Regions from separate parts of the Homo sapiens genome. Here region 2 is linked to region 1. A link is a contact called in ENCODE Hi-C or POLR2A ChIA-PET data. All regions are on one chromosome and are shown on one strand. The core of a region is the stretch at or near the end of the contact, and the rest is flanking DNA. Distances in the headings are between cores, read along the strand shown.

Evidence for each region. Hi-C counts contacts between places; a loop is a spot of excess contacts on that map. ChIA-PET counts read pairs that join two places held with the same protein, here RNA polymerase II (POLR2A). Pooled maps may share reads with other maps.
Region 2: a map of endothelial cell of umbilical vein shows a loop between it and region 1 (11-fold over the local background). The contact joins two enhancer-like sites. A Hi-C loop is called at or near these places in 2 of 168 maps with a recorded cell type or tissue (PC-3 and endothelial cell of umbilical vein) and 2 of 50 pooled maps. POLR2A ChIA-PET finds 5 or more read pairs at or near these places in 2 of 52 experiments (A549 and WTC11).

The regions. Positions count from the first base shown.
Region 1 is chr2:33,021,234-33,027,368 of GRCh38, reverse strand. All of the region lies in intron 3 of LTBP1 (latent transforming growth factor beta binding protein 1), which reads right to left. Among named protein-coding and RNA genes, the nearest start is that of LTBP1, 77 kb to the right of the region's middle. Within about 2 kb of position 3,953, at least 3 of the 41 ENCODE cell types and tissues checked have a DNase peak (open chromatin) inside an H3K27ac peak, as active enhancers do; they include PC-3 and endothelial cell of umbilical vein, where a contact is called at or near this core.
Region 2 is chr2:33,235,394-33,241,528 of GRCh38, reverse strand. The region is part of intron 9 of LTBP1 (latent transforming growth factor beta binding protein 1); the gene reads right to left. Among named protein-coding and RNA genes, the nearest start is that of MIR4430, 180 kb to the left of the region's middle. Within about 2 kb of position 3,253, at least 3 of the 41 ENCODE cell types and tissues checked have a DNase peak (open chromatin) inside an H3K27ac peak, as active enhancers do; they include PC-3 and endothelial cell of umbilical vein, where a contact is called at or near this core.

The DNA.
Region 1 (6,135 bases), core at 2,704-5,203:
ACATTCTCACCACAAACCAAAAATGGTAACTATGTGGGATAAGAGATATGTTAATTAGCTTGATTGTGGTAATCGTTTTACAATGTGTACATATTTGAAAATATCATGTATACTGTAAATACATACAATTTTTATTTGTCAATTATACCTTAGTCAATCTGGGATAAAAAGAGCCAAAAATTGAAAAAAATCCAAACATCCATCAAGAGCAGAATAAATAATGAATTGTGGTACACTCACATGATGTGGTAAGCATTGGTGGTATAATATAAATGAGCAAGCTATAGTCACACAACTGCATAGATGAATCTCAGACATAACACTGAGTGAAAAAAAACACACCGTATTATTTACATACAGTTCAAACACAGGCAGAACTGATCTCTGGCATTGGAAGTTAAGAGAGTAGCTCCCTCCGGTGAGGAGGAAGATGGCTGAGTCTAAGAACAAGGGGCTTTGTGGTGCTGGAAATGTTCTATTTAATGTTGATGGCACTTACATGAATATGTCACTTTGGGATCATCACTAGACTGTACACTTTTGACTTTTGTACTTTTCTGTATGTAATTTCAATTTAACATCTTTTTAAGTTTAAATAAATATGTATAACACGATAAAATCAGTGATTGGTTCAAATTTTTAGTTCTCATCCCATTCCCCAGGTGTCATGAATTGAGCACTGAGCACCTTGGAGTGAGTTCCTTTTGTTCAACTTTCGTTCAATGCCTTTTTTTTCCACATAATAAAGTAGGATCAAAACCTTCAACTACCTCACAGACTCGTTGGGCAGACCACATACCATAAGGAATGGAAAATACTCTGCAAAATGTTCAGGGCTTTACAAAGGCAAATGCTATTATTCCAAGAGAGAAGGGTACGTCCTGCAATATAAGCATTCGTGAAACAATCCATAGACAAGGATTTAGACATTATTAACACTTATTTTCTCTAGGCAAAACTCTAAATATATATATATTAAGCAAACATTGATTGGAGCCTTTCTGTGTACCTCTGTGGACAAAGAGATCAAAGACTGTGTTGTGTCATGACAATGTTAAGTACAGGAAAGCACACAAGAGAAACCTGGGAGAGAGTTGGTGGGGTTGAGGTGGGGGTTCAATATTGAGCAAGGTCCCCTCCTACAGTCTGAGAGATCGTTTAAGGAAATCATCCGTTTGACTACTGACCAATTCCTTGGATCCTTTAATAAGTTCAGACAAGGTCCCAGTAATAACTATCAGTACTGCAACAAGCTTGAACTCTTTCCCCAAAGTGTTTAACTATTGGCATAGCTTTATAATGGGATTTTTTTTCCTTTACTACAAATAAAGAGAATGAGCTTACGTTTTATTGTTACTATTGTCAATTAGGAGGTGGCATACTTCAAGGAATATCCCAGAAGTTCTTCCATCCTTGGAGATATCATAGCATTAGGTTTTTGAAGACTCAGGACCACACTCAGGACTATAAGAAACTTCATCTTTTTATTACTCTTTATTACAGAAAATTTCAAAAATATAAAAAGAATTTTGTAAGAAACCCCTATGTACCCATCATCAAGCTTCAATAATTACCACCTCAAGCCAATCTTATTACCTCTATACCTCAACCCACTGGATTATTCTGAATAAAATCTCATATATCATATCATTTCATCTGTAAATACTTTAACATGATTCTCCTCCTTATGAACATAACTACAATGCCATCATCACAGCTCCCAAAATCAACAATCATTCATTTATATCATCAAATTACCAATGTTAGCATGTTCATGATTGTTCTATAAATCGTCATTGTTATCTTTTTCTTTTATTAGCAGTTTGTTTGAAACAGGATAGAAACATAATCAAAATACTGTGATTGGTTAATGTGTTTCTTAAGCCTTGTTTAAGCTACGAGGCGTCCTTCCATTACTTTTTTCTCTATTTTGTGTCTTTTTGGAATTGTTTTGTTGAAATCTTAGTCAGTAGCTTGGTTTTCAAGCAACCTTTAGAGCTTTATATTACCTTATATTACCGTTAATCTTCATATTTATCAAGTTCTAATTAAATCATATCCTAAATATGGTTATTTTTAAATATGTCCACGAATTCTTTGATATTTCTCCATTTAAGCAGTGCAGCATACTTCTACCCCCTCTGAGTGAGGACTAGACTTAGCAACTCACTACTAATCAGTACAATAAGGTAAGCGTGAGGGTGTGGCATCCTTAAGACCAAGACCATAAAGGCACTGTGGCCTTCTCCTCGCTCTCCCTAATCTAGGATCACTCACTCTGGGAGAAGCTTATGGCCACATTGTGAGGACACTCAGGCTGCTCTACAGAGAGGTCCACATAGAGAGGAAGTGAAGCTTTCTGCCAACAGCCAGTGCCAGGGCTAAGGCCTCCTGCCAACAGCCATGAAAGTGAGCCATCTTGGCAGTGGATTCCCCAGCCCCAGTCGAGCCTTCAGATGACTGCCACCCCTGCTGACTGCTTGGCTGCAGCCCCTGGATTCCTGACACAGACTGTCAGTCAATAAATGCATGTTATTTTAGGTTGCTAAGTTTTGGGGTGATTTGTTACACAGCCAAAGAAAACTAATATGCCAGGCTACCTAGCCTCACATCATTGCCTCCCCTGGATACACCCTTCTCCTCCAGTTGTATGTATCTGAATCCAACCATCTTTTCACAGACACCTTCTCTAAGGAGCCATCCCTGGACTCCACTGCACTAACACTCCAAAATCTGGAAACAACTGCTCTTTCCTTTGATTTCCTAAGGAACTTTATTTGTATTTGGTTCTAAATCAAGTTGCCTAAAACCAATTCAGCCAAAGGTAAAACCAATTCATCTAATCCCCACCTGCCTAAAATATGTGCTTTTAACACTACAATTTTACCAAACTAGCTGTTCCTCAAACATCTCAGGCACACTCCTGCCTCAAAGCCTCTGCCTCACCCCTACATATCTGCAGGGTTCATGCACTTATCGCAGGCCTTTGCTTAAATGCCTCTCAGTAGGGTCTTCCCTGGCAGCCTATTTAAAACTGCCACACCCCTCACTCTTCCCCACCACACACCAACCCAGCATGTCCTATCTGCTAATGCAGTTTTATTTTCTCCACAGCACTTATGAATATCTAATGTGTATTTTAATTATGTCATTTATCAACTGTCTCTCCCTCTCTAAACTGTAAGTTCCAAGAAAGCAGACATTTTATGTAGTTGCCTAGTGTTATCTATCCTTAGCTCCCTGAACTGTGCCCTCATACATAAAATATGCTCCATAAAAACTTGTTGAATAAGTGATCAAGATGATAGCACTTCATGTGACACACAATGAACGTAACACTAAACATTTTGGCATGTTAGACATATTTATGTATATAGTTGAATACTTTAAGGAGGCTTAATCAATCTCCTCCTTTACTGGTTAAACACAAAACCTGAAATATCCTAAAATAGGCAATCTGAAAGATAACTTAAGGATTGTAACATTTCTCAAAAGTAGCCAAAGTGGGCCTATCACATGTGATTCCTTGGCCATTTGATTAAACATGACTCACTGTGATTATGTCATAACCTAAATTAATCAAAGGGCTAATTCTATAGCTTTGTATAGTTTCCTTTGTATAGCTCATTTGTCATTTCAAAATCTCCTTAAGAGCAGGACTGGATCTTGTACATCTTAATCTTCTCTGCAGGGACTAGATAATGGGGCAAACTATATAGTTTATTAATATCAGGATTGATGGCACCCAAGGCCATCTCTTCTCATCTCTTCTCTTTACTTAAAAGTGCACCAGTAGGCACACCCATATATACATGCCTATAACAATGCTACCATAAAAAAGCATCTTCATTCAGCAGATGAAGTCTCCAAAGCAAACTGCCTAATGACTTTATTTTACCAAAGCTGAGTCAGAGCTGAAACCTTAGCCTCCTCTTTGACTCACAACATTCTTGTCTAAAGTACACCGCGGCTACCAAAAGGAAGGAAAAAAAATAGACTGTTCCTTTATCTGACATCCGACATACGGTTCTTACTAACAATCCATATATATACATCATAGAGGGTCAAATTCTAACAGTGGATGGTGATATTGAAGATGAATAATGTTGCTTGTAAATTACTTTACAGTTTATGTAAGTCATAATGCTAGAAAAAACTAATTGCAATTCACAGTAATCTGACTCTTGATCGCCAAAGCATAGTTCAACACAGAATTGTTTTTTGTTTTTAATATCCAAAACAATGTTGGAAGGGAGATGTCTAGCTATGATATAATCAAAGCTTTATACCGTTCCAAGGACACACAGTTATATTCATGTTCTGGCACACACAAAAAAAGCACTACTATCCTTTAGAGAAAAAGTTAGCAAACTACAGTTCATGGGCCAAATCCAGCCCACAGCCTGCTTTCCTATGGCCCAGAAGTTAAGGATAACTTTTATGTTTTTTAATGGTTGAGAAAAAAATTTAAAAAAGAATAATACTTCATGACCTGTGAAATTTATATGAAATTCAAATTTCAATGTCCATAAAGTTTTATTAGAACACAGTCACACTCATTAATTCATACACTGTCTATGGCTGCTTTTGTGCTACCATGGCAGAACTGAGTAGATGCAACAGAAACCGTATGTCCCACAAAGCTAAAAATATTTACTATCTGTCCCTTTACAGAAAATTTTTGCCAACTCCTTCCTTCAGGGCATGGATGCTGAAACGTGACTGCCTCTGTTTAAATTGTAATACTGTCACTTAGTAACTGTGGGACCTTGAACAAACTATTTAACCACTCTGTACCTCAGTCTTCTCATCTGTAAAATGGGTTTAATAATGTTACCTTCCTTACAGGATCCTTGTGAGCTGTAAGTGAACAATACACAATAAGTGTTTAAAAGAGTACCTGGCACATAGTAAGCCCTTACTAAGTATTAGCTATACCTATCTTACCTTTGCTTCTTGTTGAGGGCTGCAGAATGTGTTTTCCAACAGCAAAGTAGCATTTCAAACTAGTCCCTAAATCTAGCTACCACAATAGAACTGAAGTATTATGAGACAAGAAGAAATTAGAGAATAATGAAGAAAAACAGAAAAAAAAAAAAAAAAGAGGATTGAGGAGGGAATAGGAGAAAAGAAAAAGACCACACTCAGAAGAAACAGTAGGTGGTCTATTCGAAGGGGAAGTAAAAATAAGGATAATTTCATCTATAGCAACAGACTGAATAACTTCTGTGGGCTGACTGGATACTAATCACCATATGGAAGCTGTCTCTGCAGAGGGAAGAAGCATTCTAAATTCCAAGCAAGTGACTTACAAATGAACTGCTACGTCAAGCCCATTTTTAAGTTGGGAACTTCCTGTATTTTACCTTCCTAGACAAATGACAAGTGATAGTTGCAGTACATTCTGCATCTTATTATCCATACAGAATAGCTCATTAAGAGGAGACAATTTGTTTAAGGACCCGGTGCAGCTGAGTGGCTGCTTGTAATGCAACTCAGAGAACGGGGTAATCTTTCTTCTCTGAGTTCTCATTTTGTTCAGAATAGCACTTACTTCCTAACACTAAGAAAAAAAAAACCTTGTTCCCATAAATAGAAAACAAGCTCATTCACCAAAAATGGACCCACACGGCAACTGGGAGATAAACATGGTGTTAACAGAAGGTACACTTAACCTGCTACTGAGGTTGAGAAATTCTCTCTTTGCAAGGACTCCCTTTCATTTGAGTAGTTTCTCTGTGCAAGCTGAGTTCTTACCTTTTCCAGATAACTTTAAAAATAACACTGTTTCTTTTTTTAAATTATTATTTCAAAACTCTATAAAGCAGCTCCCCCCTCAAAAACAGAATTTTTAAACTAACAACTTTATCAAAAATAACTATTTTTATCATTCCCTTCCAGTCTTGATCCCTATAATCCTCATGGTTGCCATGGGTTGTACTTATGGTAAAATTTCCTGCAGAGGCTAAATACACACACCAAATATTTTTAAGAGATTCCATGTGTAAAGCCTAACGTGTAAAGCCTTAAGAAAGGAAAGAAAAACATTATTATCCAAGTGATTTCTGCAAATTGTGCAGGAAAGGGACAGTGATTTAAAGCAAGGCATCCAAGAGAGTAATTAAGATGATCCTT
Region 2 (6,135 bases), core at 2,004-4,503, 210 kb before region 1:
GGCTGGCTGCCAGGTTAATGTAGAGGTTTCCCCCCAGACTCATAAATACCTGATTTACAACCAATGCCTAGTACCCTCTTCCAATGCCCCTTCTTTGACTCTCCACACTGCTTACTGCCTTGACTCTGATGCCATGGGAATGGAGGACAGGAATTCAGACGGAAGAAAACAAACAAAATGACCAAGCAAACCTATCAGGTATAGACAGGAAGAAACAGAAACATCCACAAAGACGAAGAATCGTGTAAGACTCTTCCTGTTATGACTGTTTTAATCAGCTTGTGCCACCGGCACTGGCACCAACACTTCCCCTAATTTTGGCCCGAAGAACCCAGGAAGCCTGGGCCTTCCTTTGTGACACATTCTCACAGCTTCCAGAAAAACTGTTTCCTTCAACTGCCTTGGTTCATCTATTTTTTTATATTTCCTGAGCTACTACAAATTAGAGATTAGATTTCTGTTTCCTATATTTAACGTATATACACTAGAATATATCAATCTTAAGTATACAACTAGATGAATTTTTGCATATCTACTTGTGGTGTAACCACCACCCAGATTGTGATTAAGAACGTTTCTGGCCGGGCGCGGTGGCTCACGCCTGTAATCCCAGCACTTTGGGAGGCCGAGGTGGGCAGATCACGAAGTCAGGAGATCGAGACCATCCTGGCTAACACAGTGAAACCCCGTCTCTACTAAAAATACAAAAAGTTAGCCAGGCGTGGTGGCAGGTGCCTGCAGTCCCAGCTACTCAGGAGGCTGAGGCAGGAGAATGGCGTGAACCTGAGAGGTGGAGCTTGGAGTGAGCCGAGATCGCGCCACTGCACTCCAGCCTGGGCGACAGAGCAAGACTCCGTCTCAAAAAAAAAAAAAAAAAAAAAAAGAATGTTTCCATCACCTGAGAAGGTTCTTTGTGCCCCTTCCCAGCCAACAAACAACTTATCCCCATAATTTTAACATAGGACTTCAGAAATTAATAAATTAATAAGACATTTCTAATTATTAAGAAACAGGAGCAACTGCCTAAGTGATTTTTCCTAGACAGGTAGTCACAAGCTTTCTAAATTAAAGTAAAGGATGTCAGAGACTCACAAACACGTTAAGAACAAAGCATTGGTTGAACTGAACGCATTGTATCTGGATGAGAGAAGAACATTCCAAGTGATGACATCATCAGGCCAAAGTTTAACAACTGTTTGGAACGTGATAGGTGAATGGTAAACCAGAATTCTATTTAGACTTAACAACTGTATGGAATGTGATGGGTGAATGGTAAAGCAGAATTCTATTTATACTTAAAAACTGTATGGAACGTGATGGGTGAATGGTAAACCATAATTCTATTTAGACTTAACAACTGTATGGAACATGATGGGTGAATGGTAAACCGTAATTCTATTCAGACTTAACAACTGTATGGAACGTGACGGGTGAATGGTAAACCAGAATTCTATTTGGACTTCATTGCCTAAAGCTATCTTCTTTCTTTAATCAAATAAAACCTGATTACAATATTTGTCATTTTATAAATAGCTTATTTGTGAAGGAATAAATTCAAATAACAATATAGTGTTTCAGGAGTCTCATATTTTTATTTATTTATTTATTTATTTATTTATTTATTTAAGATGGAGTCTTACTCTGTCACACAGGTTGGAGTACAGCGGCACAATCTCAGGTCGCTGCAACCTTCGCCTCCCAGGTTCAAGCGATTCTCCTGCCTCAGCCTCCTGAGTAGTTGGGATTACAGGCACATGCCACCATGCCCAGCTAATTTTTTTTTTTTTTTTGTATTTTTAGTAGAGACAGGGTTTCACCATGTTGGCCAGGCTGGTCTTGAACTCCTGACCTCAAGTGATCCGCCCACCTCGGCCTCCCAAAGTGCTCAGCCTCCCAAAGTGTGTGAGCCACTGCATCCGGCCAAGTCTCATATTTTAAAGCGTCAACAAACCTTCCTCAACAGATTCTAACTAAATCAAAAGTATTTTAATATTTAGTTTGAAAAATACATGAATTTATTCCTTGTTCTCCCTCTATAGATGACAAATTTCTCTGGAAAACTGTGGAAGTCTGTCCTTTGAAGAAGTGGTATAACCACTGCATACAGAACAACTTCCTGAGTTAAAGAATGAAGGCCAAAATAAATGGCTGAAGGGGCTCAGCACCCACATACAGCCAGTCACCATTCCCTATCCCCATCTGAGCTTTTGTGTTCAGGCAGGCAGTCTAGAAGTTTACAGAAACAGAAACTAGGAAAGAAATTCATACGGACCCATGTGCTCCTCTGGAGTAGGCAAAATCCATGAAGCTACTACAGCTAACATGAAGGAGCTTTACATACTTTTCCACTTATTTAAAACATTTACAGGTATCTCTGCCTGTATAGCCTACCACATACTTCAGCTCACAGATGAAGTTCAGGAACACAAAACTGCTTTTCTTCTAAAACTGCTCTTCTTCTAAAATGGTCAAATATTGGCAATGTCCTATGGTTCAAACTAATACAACAGAAATAAGAGGGCTGGGCTTTTATTAACCAGGTAGTAGAAGAATATAAAGTAATCAGGTATACATGCATAACAAGAGACTCCCTATGAACAACCCAACATAAAACAGCCTAAGTATTTCAGTACATGGGAATGATGCGATAAGGTGACGATGAAGTGAGGACCTTCATCTTCCTTCTACCTCATCAGGATTCTTTACATTTCTATAGCACACCGTATCTCACTGGAACTTCACAACAATTCTGGATGGTGAGCAGTACAAGAATAATTATTCCATTTTACAGAGATAATTTCGTCCAAGGCCATATTTCTAAAAAGGATGGAGAGGATGGGGGAAAATAATAGGAGGAATATTCCACTAAGATCTAGCTTTTGGTCCAACTAGGACAAAATGTTATGTTACCCAGAGCAAGTCTCTGAGTTTCTCTTGATCTCAGTGTCCTCTCCTGTAACACAGAGGGGCTGAACTATATTATCCCCAAGGTTACTTGTAGTTTAAATATTCTCTGACTTCAAAACAATCTGCCAGTTGCCAGGGCTGAAAATGCCAGGGAATAAAGAAAGTATGACATTTGGTGCATAATATATTACGAACAGCACAAGTGCCCTTCTGGGAAATAAATATATTTTTATGCATCTCTTCTCCTACAGGAAAGTATGTATGTTTAACAAAGTGAGTAAGAATTTACTGTCTTCTTAGTGACGCAAGTTTATACAGGAAATGAGGCATGTCCAACAGGAGTCAGGACAAGGTAAGAACAGGACATGAGCATCTTTCTACTGTGTGAAAATATGAAGCTTTCTGGAGATTCATCTGTGTGTGTTCAGCTTTTGCTAGTAAATATAAATTCCATGACAGAATTCCATTAGCAGTATGCCTTCCACTTGAAAGCAGAAAAATACCTCTTAATACAAATACTTTTCCCAGACAGACTATTAAGTTATTTAATAAGGATCACTTAGACAATATATATATTTCTTAAACTTCCAAAGAACAACTTTGCACTGGGTAGACATACCACGAAGGAACATGAAGATATTCTATAGGGTACACACAGGCTTAGACACTTTTAAGGGAACTAATCTATAGATCTTCAGCCTTCAGATGTTTCTTTTTGAAGTCATCTGCCTAAGAATATATTTGCCAATCTTCCTTTCCTATCTTCCCCTTTCCTCAGGGCCTTCTTGCTCTTGACCAAGTCAAGGCATACCTCTTGTCAATCCAGAATCTTTCTAGGCCTTTCTAAGAACACTGTCTTGAAAGGTAAAATTCTCACAGGCACAGAATAAATGAACAATTCACAAATATATCAACCCCAGGATAGAGTCACAGAAAAAGTAATGAGTCCGATTTCTTTCATAAGAAGATCTGGCTTTACCAATTAGGTTAAATGGCAGAGACTGTTTATCAATGGCATGAACCAATTCTGCAGCTCCAAAGTTTTGATGAAATTATTTAATGCACACATACAATATAAATGTGCCAGAAATTAACCTATTGTATCCACTTGACTTTTTAATGAAAATGTAGATGTCAGCTTAAAGATATGTGAACACATAACTTTTTCAAAATTATTCTAGGAGATTAAGAAAAAAATATTTGAAAACCAATGTTCTAGAGCAATTTTACCCAAGGTATTTTACACAAAACACAGACTTTGTGAGACCTCTGCTAAAAGAGGGGTTCTGCAGCCAAATATGTTTGAGAAACACTGCCTATTCTATATACATAAGCATATTTAAAACCCGAAGAGTCCTTTGGCAAAATCTCTTGTTTTTCTGTGTTTAACTTGGTTTTTCTGCACATTTGGCTGTGGGACCCTTTTTAACACACAATCTATTAACATCCTTCTGAACTGGTCATCTGTGGAAACATTTTTGTGAAATGCTGCTCTCTGGGGCCAGCTTCAAAGACTATTGTATGAGTCTCTTCGTGATTATATTTGCTTCTATCTAGGCCCCACTGCCATTAAAAGCCTACCCACCACCCTGTAACTGTCCCATGATTATAAAATGACCATCCACCATAGGATGGATTCAATCACTGGACTCACTGAAAAAAGTCAAACCACTGTGGCAGCAACTCCTTTCCTTCCAATTCTTCTGTCTTCGGGGTAACATGATAAAGGAATTATCAGAGCCCAGAGAACAGCTTGTATTTATTTCTTGACACATGTGTGCTACACATGGACGACGCTGCTAGCAACACACACTTACTCTGTTGGTCTTGGATTCATGACTGTAGTCTACAGATATTACATTAACTTCTCCTTGAAATATTCACAGTAACATGAATCCATCATGGGCTTTCTTCATCACTCATAATACAGTAGGCATCTTCCCATTCATTTTATAGCCACAGAGATTAAGGTCAAAGAGCTATTGAAAAATACAATGTGCTAATGACTCACTTCACCACTGTCTTTCCTGAGGAAGAGTTAATAAAATAAACAGACATTTCCTTTTTGAAACCTATCCCAGCATAGTAAGAGGACACACCAGAAAAATAATTCTAAAATGCACAGGAATGGGTCCCAATTTGATTTGCAAATGCTGAAATAGGGTGCTCAGGTCCAGATCAAAAACTGTTTAAATTCTTACTGAAAATACTGTGCACATTTAAACTAGAAAGTGCAGCAGTAGTTCTAAGAGGATGACCAGAACAGTTAACACCTTCAAATCAGTAAATTATCTATCAGTTCCCACTGAGCCATTGACCACTGTAAAACATGATCTGGCATCAAACTAAGTACATGACAGTTTCTGAGATTAAATGAAAATACAATAGAAAATTATGATTAACCTCTGGCAGGCTAAACAAAAGGAATATTAAACATTTCTAAGTGTTTTGAAGAACAGAATTATCAAGTCTGGTTGACCGCAGTCTTAGTTCTTACCTGTTGGTTTTCTACTATTATTTCCAAAACATATACCAAGAACAATATATTCTAAGTTTCATCTTTTTTAAAAATTATATTTAAGTTCTTGGATACACGTGCAGAATGTGCAGGTCTGTTACATAGGTATACAAGTGCCATAGTGGTTTGCTGCACCCATCAACCCGCCATCTACGTTAGGTATTTCTCCTAATGCTATCCCTCCCCTAGCCCACCACCTCCCAACAGGCCCCAGTGTGTGATGTTCCCCTCCCTGTGTCCATGTAATCTCACTGTTCAACTCCCACTTATGAGTGAGAACATGTGGTGTTTGGTTTTCTGCTTCTGTGTTAGTTTGCTAAGAATGATGGTTTCCAGCTTCAGCCATGTCCCTGCAGAGGACATGAACTCATCCTTTTTTATGGCTGCATAGTATTCCATGGTGTATATGTGCCACATTTTCTTCATCCAGTCTATCATTGATGGGCATTTGGGTTGGTTCCAAGTCTTTGCTATTGTGAACAGTGCTGCAATAAACATATGTGTGCATGTGTCTTTATAGTAGAATGATTTATAATCCTTTGGGTATATACCCAGTAATGGGATTGCTGGGTCAAATGGTATTTCTGGATCCAGATCCTTAAGGAATCACCACACTGTCTTCCACAATGGTTGAACTAATTTACACTCCCACCAACAGTGTAAAAACGTTCCTATTTCTCCATATCCTCTCCACCAGCATCTGTTGTTTC